2 separate regions of the Homo sapiens genome follow, and region 1 is linked to region 2. A link is an interaction called in ENCODE POLR2A ChIA-PET data of the cell type or tissue named here. Cell type or tissue: CD4-positive, alpha-beta T cell. All regions are shown on one strand. Each heading gives the region's core, and the rest is flanking DNA. Links, peaks and the distances in the headings are about the cores only.

What was found. Peaks named below come from ENCODE experiments on the same cell type or tissue, not always from the same donor. Only the 100,000 strongest peaks of a DNase experiment are listed, where the experiment ranks them.
Region 1: POLR2A ChIA-PET joins it to region 2 with 14 read pairs; 2 of 35 experiments call an interaction of 5 or more read pairs at or near these places.

Annotation. Positions count from the first base shown.
Region 1 is chr14:98,512,463-98,518,216 of GRCh38, reverse strand. No RefSeq gene overlaps it. Among named protein-coding and RNA genes, the nearest start is that of LINC02914, 200 kb to the left of the region's middle. In CD4-positive, alpha-beta T cell, for the core only: no CTCF peak of the experiment used is centred there; no DNase peak of the experiment used is centred there; H3K4me3 peaks cover 133 bases.
Region 2 is chr14:98,441,936-98,447,689 of GRCh38, reverse strand. No RefSeq gene overlaps it. Among named protein-coding and RNA genes, the nearest start is that of LINC02914, 270 kb to the left of the region's middle. RefSeq lists an enhancer at 1,526-2,027. In CD4-positive, alpha-beta T cell, for the core only: no CTCF peak of the experiment used is centred there; a DNase peak (open chromatin) is centred at 3,439; H3K27ac peaks cover 1,258 bases.

The sequences.
Region 1 (5,754 bases), core at 221-5,220, 71 kb before region 2:
TTGGATTTATTTCCTTTGTGTGTCCTTCGTCCCTTGATGGGGTTCAGAGGTCCTAACTAGAATGCAGCAGTAATTTGTTGAAGTGAGTCCCATTCTAATTCCACAGAATTCTAATAATGGCTAGGTTGTGCTTGGAGAGGTGATACAGTCATGTTTCCTCAGTGAGAAGCAGGTGGTACCTGGCCCACCAGCTGCCACTTCTGCTAGCAAGGGACAGACCCTGGATTACAGCAAAAAATTGTTACTATCTCAGAATATTGAACTTGGATGCTAATGCCTCTGTCTCTATCACTAGAAGGACTGTCCAACCAGCAGGACTCTATGTTGGTCCTCTCAGAATCTCTCTACTGAGCAGCGTGCATGGAACAGAAGAAGTATTGAATGGCTGCTGACCTGGACTGGCTGAACTGTATTGGCACCTGCTGTTTTCCTCACCCTTGTAGCCTAGGATCTAACACAGAGCTTGGCACATGGAAGAACCAGATTATTAGTTGTCAAATCAGTGAATAAGTTAGTAGAGGCATGGAATGTGTTAACATTTCCAAGTGTGATCTCATTGGCAGAATTCCCTTTGAACAAGTCTCCTAAGAACTCCCTCTATGGCAAACTGTATGACTCCCTGAAGAAGGATAATGCATATACTCTCATTCCTAGCTTTCTCAAAGGGCAAGACTTCACATTTCCACTGCACACCCAGATGACAGGCATCCCAAAGAAAACACAGAGTTTGTACAGTAAGAAGGGAGAAATATGAGCTAGGAAGGCTAGAAGCATCACAGCCAAGCCGAAGGGAAGTCTTCCTTGGAAGTCCTGCATACCAAGTCAATAGAAGATTCCAGTGCTTTATCCTTCCTTGAGAAACTTCCCACTGATCCTGACATCAACTCACATCCTCCTGCACTACTCTCTTGTAGCATCCTCGCTCCTTTTTTCATGACACCATCTACCTGAATTGACTTTGTGTATATGTATGTGTTTACTTTCATTTATTCACCTAACAAAGACTCAGTTTCAAGTCTCTTTGCTAGGTGTGATGCTAGAGCCTGGTTACTGCCTTTTGTCCTGAACAAAATGCAAAGTCTATAAGCTCAGGGATCATAAGTTTGCCTTGTTCATCAATGCATCCCTATCATCATCTGCTACATGGTGGGTCCTCAGTAAACATGTTGCTGATGAACACATGATGAATGAATGAGTGAATGAGCTGGGCTCTGTGCTAGACACTGGGGATGCAAAAGTGATTCAGCAGCGGCACTTGCCTTACCCTAAAGGGACTCAAACTCTGTGAAGTAGCACTTCTACCTGAACAACAGCACACCGGTCTGCAGCAATGCACCTACTGTCAGTGTAGAGACATGCCATCAATATGCAATGGATGGTGTTTACAAATACTTCCCCCAGAGCTAATGAGCCCGTGGGAGTCAGGGATCATGTCAAACTCATCTCTGAATTCCCTACAACACCTACTCCAGGATACTGTCCCAGTGGGCGCCTTGCAAGTACTGGTGGATTTGACATTTGAATGGAGACTTCCAGCCCACTCCGTGTCAGAATCCCCAGGGCTGAATGTAACAATGTTGACTGAAGAGAGCAACAGGATAATAGGGCAAGAGTAGAGTAGCCATTTATTGAGTTCTTAGTGTGTAGCAGGAATGACTGAACACTGAACAGAGGTGTCATTTATTTCTGACAGTAACCCAAGGGGCTAGATTCTCATGTCCTCATTCTATAGGATCAAACACTTGCCCCGGTTAAGACATGTTTGTTGGGATTACACAGCTGGGTAGTTACAGACCCTGAACCCCAAACCAAGTTGGGCTATGCCTGGAGCTTTTGACCTTCATGTAGCACTCAAAGACATTGGTTCTCTGCACAAACGTAGACAGATGGAGAGATCGCTACACAATGGGGTGACCCGCTGTTGCCGGCACTTGTAAAGCTCCAAATTTTGTCTCATATCTTCATCTCCACATAGTATCTAGGAAGTGCTTTTCAAACAATCCTATTTTCACAATGGTTTGGCATTTGATATAAAACTCCTAGCTCCCTACGGGAATGTTCATGACCCAACTGTGCACTGAAAAAAGGTTATTTATTTTTTTTTTTTTGGTAACAAATTTACAAGGCTTGGCAGAATCCACCTGGAATTTACATGCAGAGAGGAATTCTCATCAAACAGCTAATATTGTGCTTCTGTCAATTATCATTGTACTTGCTTCTATTAGCACTTGATTAAGCTACAGGGACGGAAAGCTTCTCCACACCCCCATATACACCAAGAAGTAAAAAGACAGAAAAAAAAAAAGGAAGGAAAATCAGAAATCACTTGAGCCATTTGGGGCAGGTGCCTTCTATTTCCACAAAGTTACATTTAAATATTGTTTTTCAAATCTACCATCTGCAAATCCAGAAAAATTGGCAGCCCCTAGACTTTCACAGTGGCTTTTTCTTTTGTTCTATCTAATACTAGGAAGTTACTTTGTTAAGATTGGAGTTTATGGTATAAATTGAATTAAGGCACAAATATATACAGTTCATTTTGTCTTTTAGCACTGCCCACTCTTACTTTCTCTTGTGATAAAGAAAACCATTAGCTCCTGTCAGAACCACGAGGAGGGAGATCATTTTTATTGAAATAAGAAGGAAATGATAGTGTCAGGCACTGAGTCCGAGAGATAAAATATTACATCTAATAAACATGCTACATATGGGATTCGACAAGGGGTCCTTGAATTACGGAACAACAGAAGCTTCAGGAAAACAATAACATTAATATCGAAAAATAATCACTAACCCTTTCATCTTGGAGAAACCTGCATTTTAATAAACAGGAGAGAAATTCAGGAATCTCTGAGAAAGCACCTTAATGGTATCCAGTGCATTGGAAGGACTGTCGAAGGTGGACCAGTGGAATGATAGCGGGAATGGATGTTCAAGACAATCGGTAATTAGGGCACGGGAGGTGGGGGCAGCCAGGAGACTTTGTTGAGAAGTAGAAGATACTTCATATGCTGCAGAGAAGCAAATTAAGGCATGGACAGGAGGAGTCTAAATTTGAATGGGTAAAAAGTTTCAAAAGAATAGATCTACAGTGGTTGTCTGGTATGCTGGGTGGACACAATATCTAGGTCTATGTTGGGCTCAGCAGCATATGGTGCCAGGAGTGATGAGTGGCACCTGCTTTAGGGATGGGGTGGGGGTGGAGGCTGAAAGGACAGTGTGTGGTGTTGTTGGCAGAATACTCTGTATTTGCCATTATTTGTTCAAATCACTAGTTCTCAACTGGGGGTTATTTTGATTATGTCTGAAGACACATCTTGGCTATCACACTAAGGGCATGGAGATGCTATTGGCATTTAGTGGGTGGAGTTCAGGGATGCTGTCGCATATCCTACAGTGTCCAGGGCAGACCCCTATGGCAACAAAGAATTACCTAGGCCTAATTGTCAATAGTGCTATGGTTGAAAAACTAGGGTTAAAAGTTGATGTTTTCCATTTCCCAGTGGAGAGTCCACCTGCTCCTCAATGACCCCATATCCAGTGCTCTTTTGAGTACAGTTTCCCTTGGCAGTTTCTGATTTTTCACACCAGGCTCCTAAGTCAGGATTAGTGTTTCTCTGCAGATCTAGATCTTCACTTGGTTTATCAAAGTTTCTAAAAAATAAATTGAGTATTATTATTGACAATATCACAAACTACAACAATGAATGAGCAATTTCAGTAGTTGCCACTTATTGAGTGTCTACATGTTGTCAAGTACAAAGTTCAACACATTCTACATATTATCTTAGATTAAGCAGACATACCTGTAAAGGTATTCTCTTCCCCAAATTATACAGAGAGAAATTTACAGAAAGTTGCCCAAGCTAGTAAGCTACAGAGTCAAGATTCAATACAATTCTGCTGACCTCAAAGCTTGATCTGTTTGGGGCTATCCAAAGGTTTTTTCAGCCCCAGTACTAATGACACTTAGGGCTATGTAATTTTATGCTGTGGTGGTGGTGGGTATTTCCTGTGCACTGTAAAATGTTTAGCAGCATCCATGACCTCTACCCACTAGCTACCACTAGCCACCCTGCCCAGCCCCAGTTATGACAACCAAAATTGTCTCCAGACATTGTTAAATATCCCCTGGAGGGCAAAATTGCCCATGATTGAGGGCCATTCACCTAGGCAATATGTGTTAGAGTTTCAGCACTGAAACCCCACAGACCTTACAGAGATTGTAAATGGTTAACTGTTTGCTATGAAATTAGAAGACAAAGAAATAAATTCTATGTAGTCTTTCCCTTCCTCTGCCATTAGAAATGCATCTGTCTTATTTGTAACATGTGCGAACTTGAGGCTTTTTGGCATAGATTGTTTCCATGAAAACATATTGGGAAAATCCCCTACCTGCCAGATTCAGGCCTCTGCCTGACTTGGCCTGGGTTAAAATATTCTGACTTTCCCCTGGGCTTTTATTCCTGTGAGATGATTAACTGATGCATCTCAAGACAGTGATCATCGTGGTCGTACTAAGCACCTGCTCTGGGACTGGTTCTATACTTCTTATTCAATTTGTATACAATATGATTCTGTCACATAGATACCTTCATTTATATTGTGTAATAAGTGAAGTGGGACTCTGAAATTAGGAAACTGGCTGTAGTCATACCCTGTGAGAGGGTGCTGAGGATTTTGAATCCAAAGTCGATCCCTGCAAAGCCCACGTTGCTTTACCTCCAACCCCCTGGTGCCCATGACATGTTAGTCATATATATTGCTCCTTCCCTCTAATTAAAAAAATAAAGTTTAATCGTTGTTGAAACTAAGTGATTAATGAATAAGAATGTTTATGCTTTCCTCTTTATTTTTACGTATGTTTGAAGATTACAACAATAAAAGATGTTAAAAATTCAACTGCCCACCTCCCCATAGAAAACAAAACCACTCATCTCACGCTTGATTTTAATTTAAGTGCCTAAGTACTGTCTTTCAGTTGCCTGGAGTTTATTTTGAAGCCAAACTTTGAGTTGAATCTCGTAGGGGAGCTCGGTGCTCAGACGGCACAGGGAGCTCTAAGCTTCCTGAAAGTCCTTGGTGGAGAAAATCATCTTCTCCTCTGCCTTCCTGGGACTCCTCCCTTTGCCTCCCCCAGCAGCCTAAACCCCAGCAGAGCAGCGTGGGGTGCTGACTGCCTGGCATTCGGTCTTCCTCATGCTCAATGGCCCAGTTGTCTGTTGCTCAGAAGTGCAGATAACAATGTAATTCAAGCAAAGATTTCAAAAGAGACTCACAGACACGTTGCCTTACACCTTTTTTACCTGCTCACTGTTTAAACTGAGAAAAAGACAGAACTGGGGGACTTCAGCTCCTGAATATTTCACAAGTGTGTCTCTGTTCTGCAACACAGCCAGAGCCACCTTCAGAGAAAAGGTAAGAGGAAAAGTACTGAGATTTCCTGGGGTAAAGGGACCTGAGAAATTCCCTGTTTTCCCCCATGAAAATGAAAGCGATAGCATGAGCTTGGTTTATCAGATGAGAGTTTTGCTATTAATCACCTAAGCATAACTCTCATCTCCACCAGTGTGCTAAAAATAGACATTTTGAATATAAACCACGTCTTTTTAACCTGACAGCTGTTTGGAAGATTAGAAAGCATTGTTTGCTTTAAGTTGCCTTGGGAAGACCGAGATTACCTCCTCGTCTTCTCTCTCTCTTTCCACCCCTTCTTCCATTAACAAAGATTCTCCATCTCTAGATTGATCTGTG
Region 2 (5,754 bases), core at 460-5,459:
CACTGCCAGTTTACACTGTTTCTCCAAGCCATCACAGCTGATATCTTCTGGTGCTCTCCCCAAACCGCCACTCTTAAAGTAAATAAATAATCTTTGCTGGCAGGGCTATGCTGAACCTCCTTAGGCACTTACTGTTTGGATGTCCTGAGTCCTCCCAATTCTTAGTCCTTTAATACCTGTTTTTCTCCTTCTCTTATTCCTTTTAGTTTTTCAATTCATACAAAACTGTATCCAAGCCATCGACAATAATGCTATACAACAAATGTTTCTTCTAACAACCCCACAATATCATCCCTTACCACAAAATCTTCCTTCAGCTTAATCTCTCCCACTCTAGGTTCCCACATCACCCCTAATCCCGCTTGAAGCAGCCCTGAGAAACATCTCCCATTATCTCTCCATACCACCCCCAAAAAATTTTCGCTACCCCAACACTTTACAACTATTTCATTTTATTTTTCTTATTAATATAAGAAGACAGGAATGTCAGGCCTCTGAGCCCAAGCTAAGCCATCATATCTCCTGTGACCTGCACATACACATCCAGATGGCTGGTTCCTGCCTTAACTGATGACATTCCACCACAAAAGAAGTGAAAATGACCTGTTCCTGCCTTAACTGATGACATTACCTTGTGAAATTCCTTCTCCTGGCTCATCCTGACTCAAAAGCTCCCCCGCTGAGCACCTTGTGACCCCCCCACCCTTGCCCGCCAGAGAACAACCCCCTTTGACTGTAATTTTCCTTTACCTACCCAAATCCTATAAAATGGCCCCACCCCTATCTCCCTTTGCTGACTCTCTTTTCAGACTCAGCCCGCCTGCACCCAGGTGAAATAAACAGCCTTGTTGCTCACACAAAGCCTGTTTGGTGGTCTCTTCACATGGACACGAGTGAAAGTTACCATGCTTGGTCCTGCTTCCCACTGTTATAATAGGTAGATTGGCAGATAAGAGCAGGACAAGAAAGGGCCCCGAAGAAGATCAGATGATTCCCAGATGACTGTCTTGTGATTGTCAGGTGGGCTCCTCAGGCATTATAAGGTAAGTGGTCACAACTGGGGGAAAAATTCCTGAGAAACAGGAAACATCTTGAGCTTGTGGGCAACAACTACCCAATAAGATCCTAGAAACTGAATCTTATTGGGAACCTTCATAATAAGGGTACCTTCATAACAAGGTACAGCAGACTGGGGGGTTTACACAATGGAAATTGATTTTCTTGTAGCTCCAAAGTCTAAATGTTCAAGATTAAGGTGTCAGCAAGGTTGATTTTTTTCTGAGGTCTCTCTCCTTGGGTGGTAGATGGCTGTGTTTTTGTCTGTGTCTTCACATGGTTTTCAAGTCTTCATGTCCTCACATGTCTTCAAGTGAGGTTGACCTAGGGCCCACTCTGAGGACCTCATTCTAACCTAATTACATCTTTAAGGCCCTATCTACAAATACAGGCACACTCTAAGGTCATCTTCTTCAACATATGAATTGAGAGGCAGGGGCACAATTCAGCTTATAACAGGTGTCATTACTCCCATTTTACTAATGAGGAAACTGAGGTAGCGTATTTTGCCTAAAGTCACACAGTGAGCTGGGATTGGAAACTGGATCTGTCTGAGACCAAAACCCACACCCCACCCTCCAAGCTGTATCGCTCATCCTGAATAAGGCAAAGTCAGGGCAGCCAACCCAACTTGAATCTTTAAAGGGAAAGCTGAGATGGGCCCCAGAGGACAGGAGATAAAGGGAATTGAATGCTGATTGCTGGCAGGGGTGTGGGAGGAGCTGCAGGACAGGCATTATGCAAGCAGAGATGGGAACATGGCTGTGGATTCCGTGTACCTTCTCAGACCAGCTGGTGCATGGTGCACTGATTTAGAGCTCCTTAAACATCCTAGGTGGAGACAGATCTAAAAGAAAGCTGCTCTTCTTGTGTTCCTGTGAGAGAAAGCTGCTTGCTAGCTGGAAAGACAGGGGATACTGTGGAGGGAGAGTGAGAAGAAGCCCAGTTCCTTCCCACATTACAGACCCTACGCTAATACAACAATAGGAGGTCGACCCATTGCTAATTGTTCTGGGAGGAGAAAGAGTGAGCATCACACGAATGTACAGGCACACAAGAGATGTAATAAACACAGTCTAACATATCACCAGCTCCCATACAGGGCTGATTTGCAATTGTAAATCCATTGGTAGCGTGCATGAATGCTAAGAACGTCGGAGTGCCGGGCTGTGAATTTGCCAAGGAAACTGGCGTGCTTTTCTACAAGAGAAGAAGTATATACCCTGTGGAAAATTATTTTTTTTCCTGTGCAATTAGGTCTGTCTCTCCATTTAAATCATTTTTAATAATCTCCTGATCAGTGCTGTATTTTTAACTGTGAATAATATAACTCTACATTTACACTAAACATAAACCATTGAACAAAAAGTATTTTATAAACTGGAACTTACCTTCCCTTAAATAATGGCTCCAAATAAGTGATTTCATGCAAGCAAGACAATCCAATTAAGCTGCTATCTTTGGAGCCGTAGGACTACATTGTTTAGCCCCACAGAGCAGGGATGGCCATACTACATCCATCGGGCCAAGTCCAGCCCATTGTTTTTGTAAATAAAGTTTTATTGGAACAGAACTACATCCATTTGGTTGGGTACTGTCTACAGCTACTTTTGCGTTACAACAGTAGAACTGAGTAGTTGCAGCAGCTATAGTATGGCTGGCAGAGCCTTGTATTTCTAGCTAGCCCTGTACAGAGAAAGTTTGCCCATCCCTGCCTTAGAGCCTTATGTCAGCAGGGTCCCTTCTCCATCCCAGGAAGCTCTTCCAGTGGAATCATACGAGGATGTGTCCAAGGCTCTCTTGAATCTGGTTCTGGTTCTAGTTGGCTCAGAACATCCAGTAACTAATAATGCTGTGACTACCATGGTTTGTTCCTGATGGTGTATTGGACTCAACTATCAACAGCAGTTCATAACTCAGAAGAGTCAGGGAAACCACTATAAAAAGACAAAATTGTAAAACGAGCACATATCCCTGTTGTTGGATGTTGGCACTGGTTCTAGGCCCACTTTGTGTTCAGACCCAGTCCTCGCTTGGGCCTCATTGAGCTCTCTCTCTGGGAGGGTTGACTTTTGCTGGTTCTTCTCCAGGTTTTACACTGGTCAGCTGCTTTCCACCTGAATGTGGCCATTGACAGCCCTGGGCAAGCAACCTGGCAGCAGGTGGAAGGGAGAAGCTAGACTACTTCTCTTCTTTCTCTCTGTCTCTTTGCCTTGGGTATATCTGTGGTAACAGCTTTATTTACTCTCAAGCAGGTTAAGCATTCGTCTAAGACTTTCTATCTAGGAAATGAAAGAGCCGAGACTCCAACTCTGCCATGGCTGTTTTTAAAGGCTCTGTTCTTTGCCACACCTGGTTGTTTTTCAGAGAGTGAGTGACCTCAGAATGCCACCCCCACTTCCTGCCCAGAGGTACCCAGCAAAGGTGAGGTGAAAAGAGCCCTTTAGTAAAATTACCATGGAGGGAGAGTAGAAAGCAAACTAGAGCAGCATGCAGGTTGGAGGCAAGGAGGCAAGTCAAGGTTCTCCAGAGGAACTTCTGGAACAAAGTTAGGACCATCAGTTGCACCCAGGCACATGTATTGTTCTATGCACTGTGCTTCCTTTAGCTTCTAGCTTCCTTGCCAAGATGACCTTCAAAGCATGGTTATCAATGAGGTGGGGCGGGGGGTGATGTCCCCGGGGGTGGGGAAGCAGTTTTGCCCCCAATCCTGAGGATATTTTGCAGTCTGGAGACATTTTTGGTTGTCACATTGGGTGGGTGCTGCTACTAGCACCTAATGGGTGGAGGTCGGGGATACTGCTAAACATCCTGTAATGCCCAGGACAGGCCCCACAGCAAAGGGTTCCATGCATTTGGGCCCCAAATGTCAATAGTGCTGAGGTTGAGCCACTTTCAGATTCAGAGTATTCACCTGACAGCATAAAGTAATTGTGGCCCGGCAAGGTTAATGAAATGAAGATTCCTGGAATAGTCCAGGAAAATATGTCCCCAGTGGAAGATATTCTTCCTCTATGGTTTACATTATGTGCCAGATCCCCTTCTCACACATATGTAAATTATTTGAATCCCTTCTTTTTCAGTAACTTCAAGTGGCTAACCACATTTCATTGTGAATTTCAATACCAGTTTACCTAGGAAAATGTATTCCAGATACATCAAAAGGAGCTGAATGAAAAATATCATGTGTATCCTTTTTATAAGTTTAAAGTCAGATTGTAATGTATTAGCAATAGATAGAATACTTTAGACTTTTCTTTTTTGGTCAAATCATGTTTGATTTGGTTAATCTCAGTTGAACAGGAATTTAACACCAGGTCTTTTAAGTGAAATCATTTCTATATTAATGAGATCCAGAGTGATTCAACTAAAAAAATGATTAAAAAACTAAAGTGTCCCCTTGCTGTTATTCAAATGAATGGAAGGAAAGAGGTGGTATTTTTGAAGCTCACTCTCTCTCTCTCTCTCCCTCTCCCTACCATCTTTTTCCCAGCCTAATTGACTTGGATCTGGCTCATCTTGAGTAGGTTATGTTTTCTTATTGTAACAGCCTTTCCCCAGCAAAATCATTCCCCTCACTAATGAGCTCCATCCTCCTATGATAGGGAGAGAGTTTTAAAAACACCCACTGTTCTCACTCTTTCATTTGAATAGCACCAAAGGGGCACCTTTTCCCATCATTTCTATCAGAGAGATAGGGTTGGATCTCATTAATAAAGAGATGATTTTACTCCAAAGAGCCCTCAGCATTGAGCCCTAACCTAGATTAGAACTTTGTTAAACACTGAGCCCCAGCCATTGAAAGGTCCTCCTGAGCTGTACCCACACCCAGTGTCACCAGAGCCGAGATTTCACCCATTGAAGGAATGGACAGCCAGGGTCAGGCTGTGCCCTCAGTTCCCAAACCTGCAGATCCTATGATGCTCTTTGCCTGACAGGTCTTTCACCTTTAATCAGCTGTATTTCACCTGTATTTCACAGTGGTCTTCTCAGACCTGACCCTTCAAACCCAGGGGCCTTCCACAAGCCATGCAGCTCGGACTGAGATGTAGGGGAAGGACTCCAGCAGAAGGGTTTCCCAGCCCTGTCTTCACTCCCACTCTCTGCTCCCTGTCACCATGCCTTGCCATCGTTCTTCTGGGTCTCAATTTCTATTCCTTCATAGCCCAGTTCACTCCCAAACTCCTGTCTCTGGCCTGCTAATTGCAGCAGACCCTCTGCCCCTGGGGTAATGAGAGGCAGGTTAGATGCATAGCCCAAGACACCAATGGCCCCAGAGAGCCGCTGACTTTGCATGAGTCCTCTCTTAGCCACCCTCATCTTTCAGGTGCCCTGAGAGCTTGGGAGAAAGCAGAGCCTGGTGGTTAGCATGTGGGCTCTACAGTATCCCAATTTGGGTCCAATCTTGCCATTCATGACCTTAGATACATGCCTTATATTGGAAAAGGTTATGTGTTTCTTGTGTTTCTGCACATCTTATGAATAAGGCACTGACTGCTCCTTGTTCAGGTCTATCTGTCTAAAGTTGTTTATAGGATAGTGTTTCCCTCTAGAGGAAAGAGCTAGCAGCCTTACTGTTAATTATAAAACATTTGGGTTTCCTAAGCTCAGAGATCCTCTCTTGTAATACGGGGAATTGCATATGAAGGTGTCACTTGGCTCTCTTTGTGTCATCCTGTGAGAATTGGAGCTTATGGG